Linked DNA regions of Homo sapiens: region 1 is linked to region 2. Evidence: chromatin contacts called from ENCODE Hi-C or POLR2A ChIA-PET data. All regions are on one chromosome and are shown on one strand. Each heading gives the region's core, a stretch centred on a gene start or an enhancer-like site at or near the end of the contact. The rest is flanking DNA. Distances are from core to core; before and after follow the strand shown. Region 1 holds the start of SMIM41 (small integral membrane protein 41). Region 2 overlaps SLC4A8 (solute carrier family 4 member 8).

The links. Hi-C counts contacts between places; a loop is a spot of excess contacts on that map. ChIA-PET counts read pairs that join two places held with the same protein, here RNA polymerase II (POLR2A).
Region 1: a loop to region 2 is called in a map of heart right ventricle, with 5 times the contacts of the local background. The contact joins the promoter of SMIM41 here to the enhancer-like site in region 2. A Hi-C loop is called at or near these places in 2 of 168 maps with a recorded cell type or tissue (CD8-positive, alpha-beta T cell and heart right ventricle). POLR2A ChIA-PET finds 5 or more read pairs at or near these places in 2 of 52 experiments (H1 and OCI-LY7).

What each region holds. Positions count from the first base shown.
Region 1 is chr12:52,078,249-52,081,580 of GRCh38, reverse strand. It overlaps SMIM41 (small integral membrane protein 41), which reads right to left and starts at 1,877. Exons shown (of 3, transcript NM_001369216.1): 1 at 1,400-1,877. The coding sequence starts at 1,801. The coding sequence ends at 1,520.
Region 2 is chr12:51,428,992-51,432,879 of GRCh38, reverse strand. The region is part of intron 1 of SLC4A8 (solute carrier family 4 member 8); the gene reads right to left. Among named protein-coding and RNA genes, the nearest start is that of SLC4A8-AS1, 5.6 kb to the right of the region's middle. RefSeq lists an enhancer at 1-176. Within about 2 kb of position 2,564, at least 2 of the 41 ENCODE cell types and tissues checked have a DNase peak (open chromatin) inside an H3K27ac peak, as active enhancers do.

The sequences.
Region 1 (3,332 bases), core at 628-3,127, 650 kb before region 2:
CACACTACACACACGCCTCAGGGCCCTGGACAACCCTCCCTCCTAGGGGGTGGAGTGGGGGGAGCTGAGGGGGCCCTGAGGTGAGAAGTCCCTGGCTCAGCAAGGCCAGTGTGGTGCCGCTGCCCAGGATTAGTGCCAAATCCTGGGCTGCTGGGCAGGGATCACACGTTGTCGTTAGCTTCGCAGCTGCTTAGCTGCACCTGCCCACACCCTCCCGCTGCCCCTCACAGGCACTCAGCCTGACTCCTTTCTCGGATGGAAACTGGGACCCTGCCCTACCCCAGATAAGCAGGGGAGGGGCTCCAGAATCGGGGGAGGGGGGGCAAGAGAGGCCAAAGTCACCCCTGACAAACACTCCCACCCACAGAAACCCCCAGGGCTCCTAGGTACAAAGCTGAACAGAGGGAAGGAACAGAGAAGGCCTCTCCAGCCCCTGTGGCTCTGTCCCAGGTGGCTTTCGCCTGTAGTTACCTTGTCCTCAGGCCATCCAGGCCCTTCCCTCCAGATGGCTCCTGTCCTTGGAGAGACAGAGGGAGACACCCAGACAGAGCCCCCACAGCTGGAAATCCTCAGCCCCACTTCCCGGAGCAGCGCTCCCGAGGCCCCCCAGCTGCGGGGAACCCTGCCATCCACACCCCCCAACACACACCACACAAAGCTCCTTGCTCTGGGCTACATCTACTCCCCCACCCTTCACCACCCCCTCCCCACGACCTGAGCAGGGTCCAGGGAAGGGCCTTCCACACACCTCCCCATTCCCCAGGGCCACCCAGGCCCCTGGATCTGCCCTCAAACATGACCACACTCCCCTCCCTGTCTCAAGAGGGAGGCCAGGCAAGGAATCTCCCTCAAGCACCCTCCCAGGGAAAAGCCTTCAGGAAGCTGAGGCCAAAGGCTGGAGCCGCCTGCCTGTCTCCTCAGCCCCGTGGAGTGGGCAGTGCTGGGGCCCGCAGAGTTGGGCCTAGGACCTATAGGGGCTGGGGCAGATGCAGACCATGGAGGTGAGGGTGGGGGCTAGGGAAGAAGCCCCCAAAGCACACTGTGGCCTCCAGACTCTCTCCTCTGTCATCCTCCTGCCTCCACAACCACCCCACAGTTACACAGCAGCCTCTGTTCGTAGAAAAAGAACATAAGGCTGGAACACTTAAGATGGGAGGAGGGGGCCAGAGCTGCAGGAGACACAATCCGGGGCGGGGCGGCCTCCTCCTGATCCCGCACACCTGGGTGGGCTGCAGCCCCACCGGCCGTGGACTTACAGAGCTGGGAACCTGAGTCGCTGAAGAGCGACTCATTCTCCAAAGACAGGTGCCTTGCCGCGCCCCAAGAAGCCTCCTCAGTAAGGAAGCTACTGTAGCCCCCCGAACCCCCGCGCCCACACTCCTGCTACCCTCCCTCTCACCTGTGTGGGGCGCGCCGCTTCGGGTAAGGGGTCGGGACCGCAGCAGCCGTCGGGCATGCTCCGGACCGCTCGGAGTCAGGGGCTGCCTGGAGGCCGCGACCACCGAGCGCAGCCGGGCGCCTAGGAGTCGTCGTCGCCGTCCTCTCCGCTGGCACTGCCCGGCTCGGGCTCGCGGGACGCGCGCTGCTCGCGGGTCAGCAGCGCTGTCAGGCCCTGGGCGCGGAGGAGGAGGCCGCCGCCCAGGAACAGGACCCCGCAAAGCACCAGCAGGGACAGCACGCCGAGCACCACCGCCTGCACCGCGCGCGGCCCCTCGGGGGGCTCCGGCGGCGACGCCGACTGGTTACAGCAGGAGCTCAGCCAGGCGGCCTGAGCCGCGGCGCCCGCCTGAGAGCCGTTCATGCTCCAGCGCCGGCTGCCCAGATGTGGCGGGATCGCCAGATGTGCAGGAGCCCAGACTGGCGGGCGGGCCGGCGGCTGCGTCGGGGAGGGAACCAAGGGGCGGACCCCAGGCGCCCTACGCCCCTACCCCTTGCGCAGAGCGCTCGGGCACTTCCTAGACAAAGAGCTCCAGCCGTTGTGGCTACGGCCCTTTCTCCATAGGCCCGGACTCCGGGCCTGCTGTATTTCTTCTCATCCCCAAGGCCCACAGGCACCCCCATGCAAGTCCAGTCAGCCAAAACCAGGAGCCCTGTCCCCAAGAGTCCCTCCCCTTCGCAAAGTGGGCCAAGAGGTACACCTGGGCAGAGCCCTGAGAAGATCCTCAGACCCCATCCCAGCTGCAGGCTGGGGTGCTGCCCCTCTGAGCAGGACACAAGACAAAGGTGATTGTCCCCATTCTTGGGCTTTTTATCCCTAGACCAAAGTTCTATGCTGCTAGGTGGCCCAGGTGGCTGCTGAGCCAGGAGGCACACGGGCAGCCATAAGGGTGAGTGAGTCCCACCCTTCCTCGTCCATCATCCCCTTCAGAAGCCTCCTAGGGCTGGACAAGCAGGCCAATGCCTCCTCCACACTCCACAGCAGGGAGACATTCAGGTACAGCAGAGCAGAGCAGAGCATGGGGAATTTAAGGCCCACCCCCACTCCTTTTCTCAGGCCCCATAGGCCAAGGAGAGTCACATTTACAGACCAATGGGAGAGCACAGATTTGATCCACCAGGACTGCAGTCCTGACCCTGGATAAATTAGTCCCCCACTTCAGAAAATCGCAATGCCATAAGGGAAGGGAATGTTACTGTCCCATCTACTAGGGTAGCCCATTGCCAGCTAGGTGTCCCACAGCCAAGCCAGGGTGGGAGAGTGGAGCAGAGTCCAGCTGCAGAAAAGCAGAAAGACTGGAAAAGTGGACAGAGAAGCAAGACCCTCCTGCCAGGTCTACCAAAAAATTCTGTAGCAAGCCTTGAGTCCTCTTCTAAAAAATAAAGTCACTGCCAGTCAACCACCTGTACCAGTCCCCTCAGAAGGGATTAGATTAGCTGATGGCTGTCTGGTAGGAAAACAGGAAGAGTCCCCAGACTGCAGCAGGCCAAGTGGGGGGTCACATGCTATCAAGGACTTGCTAGAAATTGGCCTTCTTCAACTATAAACCCCCCTCCTGAGTCCTCCAACTCTCTGATGCCCCAGAGATCAAGAGTAGAAACATCACGTGGCCAAGGGTGACTCGGAATGGGAAAAGCGCATTCCAAGTGCAAACACTTCCTGGTCATCCTGACTACCTACCCTGCTCCAGGACCATGGACAAGACCCCCCACTCCCACCCCATTTCTCCCTCAGCATCCCTCCCTACACACAATTCATTTAGTCTGGTTAGAACTGGCCCAGAAGCAGCCAAAAAGCATTGTAAAACATGGACTGTATTGATGAGAGCATAGCACACAATGGGGGCTTGAGTATGGGGGTACAGAAATGAATGTGAGTTACCGAGGCAATGGCA
Region 2 (3,888 bases), core at 1,315-3,814:
AGTACATACATTAACATTCTACTTCACTCCCACCACTATCCCTGCCAAGACCCCCCCCAAAAAAGTCAAGTGTTTATTGAGTTCTAATACATTCAACCATTTCAAAATCAATAAATATAGAGATGATTTCCAGAGTTTTTTGTTTGTTTGTTTGTTTTGAGACAGAGTCTCGCTCTGTCACCAGGCTGGAGTGCAGAGGCGCCATCTCAGCTCATCGCAACCTCTGTCTCCTGGGTTCAAACAATTGTCCTGCTTCAGCCTGCCGAGTAGCTGGGACTACAAGCACGCACCACCACGCCCAGCTAATTTTTGTATTTTTAGTAGAGACTGGGTTTCGCCATGTTCGCTAGGATGGTCTCTATCTCCTGACCTCGTGATCCACCCACCTCGGCCTCCCAAGGTGCTGGGATTACAGGTGTGAGCCACCACACCCAGCCATTTCCAGGGTTTCTTTTTTTTTTTTTTTTTTGAGGCGGAGTCTCGCTCTGTCGCCCAGGCTGGAGTGCAGTGGCGCCATCTTGGCTCACTACAAGCTCTGCCTCCCAGGTTCATGCCATTCTCCTGCCTCAGCCTCCCGAGTAGGTGGGACTACAGGCGCCCGCCACCACACCCGGCTAATTTTTTTTTGTATTTTTAGTAGAGATGGGGTTTCACCTTGTTAGCCAGGATGGTCTCGATCTCCTGACCTTGTGATCCTCCCACCTCGGCCTCCCAAAGTGCTGGGATTACAGGCGTGAGCCACCGCGCCTGGCCCATTTCCAAGGTTTCTAATCAGCAAACCGAGGTAATACACTTATATACCTCACATTGTGTTTTACATATGTTGCCTCACTTAATCCTCAAAACAGTTCTAAATTGAGGCTAAGATCTCACAAAAGCTAAGTGAGATAAGAACTCTAATCAAGTCTGTGTTCCTTACTAACATTAGTAAGTCAGTATGCTAAGATTGCCAAAAGCAAAGAACCTCACCATTTAGTCAGATGGACTAATCATGGATTAATGCCCACAGTAAGAATAGCTTAAGATCCACATTATTACCTTCTTAAATCCTTGGCGCTCCAGAACCCTGCACCCCAAACTGCCCTTTACTGACCAGACCTCCAATAGTTCTTCATCTCCTTATTCACTTCCATCTTCCTCTTCATCCAGCAGAGCCTCAGAATGCTGGCCCTTTGGGGAGTCCATCACCAAATCTGACCCACGGGTCCCCAACTCTCCAATGCCCTCAAATACTTTCTTACTGAATGAAAACACCCTATAGCCACAAAAAAAAAATTCCACAAGGACTCATGCAGCTGTTCCAGACTTCCTCTTCTCAGTGGCCATGAGCTCCTGAATACCCATGAGCTTCCCATTCTAACCCTTCAGCAGCCTGCTAGGGGCCTAAAATTCCAAAATGGCTCTGGCTTCTCAGTGATTCTTTTGCTGAACCCCACTTGGAGTCACTCCTGTTCAGTATAGGTTACACTGTGATAGATTAATAGTCCTCTAAAGAGATGCACATCCTAATCCCTAGAGTTTGTGAATATGTTCCCTTATAATGGCAAAGAGGAATTAAGGTTGGAGACGGAGGTAAGGTTGCTAATCAGCTGATCTTACAATAAGGAGATCATCCTAAATTATGAAAACCATTATGTAATCTCAGTGTAATAACAAGGATCCTTAACGTGAAAGAGAGAGACAGAAGACTAGAGTCAGAGAAAAATGTGATGACAAAAGCAGGTTCTGAGAGATGCTATGTTTCTGGCTTTGGAGATGGAGGAAGGGAACTATGAGCCAAGGAATGCAGGCAGTCTCTAGAAGATGGAAAAGGCGAGGAAACAGATCCTCTCCCAGAACCTCCAGAAAGAAACAGTCCCGCCAACACTTTGATTTTAGTCCAGTGAGACCTGTATCAGATTTCTGAACTATAGAACTGTAGGATAAATTTGTGTTTTTTAAGCCATCAAATATGTGGTACTTTGTTATGGCAGAAATTGAAAACCAATACATATATTATGACTTCCTGACTACCAAGACCAGGACCAGTAAACTTGTTACTACCTATGGGAAACAACCAACCTCTCCATTATCTAAGATCTGTTGCTGTTACCTGGCAGCAGATTTAGAATAGACACAATTGCTTTTCTGTGTCCTGATTACTACCATGACCCTGTCTACCCTGCCAAGGCAAACCATGAGCTAAGACGATTATCTACAGATTTTGAAGGAAGTAAATTTGCAGTCCGAATTGTCCCCAGTTCTCTGCTCAAGTCTCTGCTTGACAAGTCTGCCCACATCTCTCCTACTGAAGCTCTCTAGCAGATCTGGGAAAACCAGATAAAAAGAATGCCCACAGGTTCCCCAATTCTCTCACATGGAAAGAATACCTAGTATGTGTGAGGAGAGGGTGGAGGGGTATGTGCAATGTAGTGAGAGGAGAAACTGCTATCTACAGTTGATACTTTTGTTAAATAATATGAGCAAATATTTACTGACTGCTTACCATAAACTGGCTATGACCCTCAGAAAAGTTGACGCACTCCCTGTAGAGCCATTCATTCATTCGCTCAGCAAATATTTACTGAGCTCCAACATGTGCCACAGTCACTGGGCACTAGAATCCAGGTCTCCTTCAGAACTCTTGTCTTAGAGCTTTTTCAGGTCCATCATAAGACATGGGGTGTAACTCTACTCCTATCAGCCATGTTTCTCAATTATCACCCACTTACCAGGGTTTATTATTGTGAAGATTTCTGCAAAATTTTCCATTCTGAGCAGGCCTGATCCACATAAAAGCCTTGGTAATTGCCCAAATTCACTTGCTTCCCCATCCACCATTTTCACCCTCCCTGAACTTTCCTTCAGTCCCCAGCACCACTTGGCTCAAATGCTGAGAGTTCCAATCTCACCAGTTTTCTCTTTCAACACTTCCTTCTGCTTGTTCTGAAAGTGCTTATCAGGAGAACTGTGAAGATACCAGGTGTCCCCAGTTCCAATCCAAAGTAGGGGCTTTCCTTAAAGCTTTCTGACTTCCTTCCTCTATTACTACCCCCTATGAAAAGCTCATTGACTCTTAAAATTTCAATAACCGGCTGGGCGTGGTGGTCATGCCTATAATCCCAGCACTTCAGGAGGCCGAGGGGTGAGGATCGCTTGAGACCAGGGATTCAAGACCAGCCCAGGCAACATAGTGAGACTCTGTCTCTATAAAAATTAAAATAAAAAAAAATAGCTGGACATAGTGGTTCATGTCTGTAGTTCCAGCTACTAGGGAGGCTGAAGTGGAAGGATCACTTGAGCCCAGGAGGTCGACGCTGCAGTGAGCTGAGATCACACCACTGCACTCCAGCCTGGGCAACAGAGTGAGACCCTGTCTCAAAAATAAATAAAAATTCCATAAACACCTTCAGAGATCTCATCAAAATGATGACTAATGTAGGTCTTCATTAACTCATCCTGAATTATACCAATGGCCTCCTAGCTGGCCTCCCTCATTGCAGTCTCTTCCCATCCTGCCTTCCCAAACACTTAGTGAGTGCTTATTCAGAGACAGGTACTGTTATAGGCAACAAAGACACAGCCACAGTAATGCACAGTGATTAAGGGCACATCCTTTGCAGAGATGCAGCCCTGGGTCTGGCAGGGCCACAAGCAACCCTGGCACTTAGAATTACTTAACCTCTCTATGCCTGGCAGAGTAGCTCATGCCTGTAATCCCAGCACTTTGGGAGGCCGAGGCAGGTGGATCACCTGAAGTCAGGAGTTTGAGACCAGCCTGGCCAACATGGTGAAACCCCATCTCTACTAAAAATACAAAAAAATTAGCTAGGGGTGGTGGCAGGCGCCTGTAATCCCAGCTACTCGGGATGCTGAGGCAGGAGAATCACTTGAACCTGGGAGTTGGAG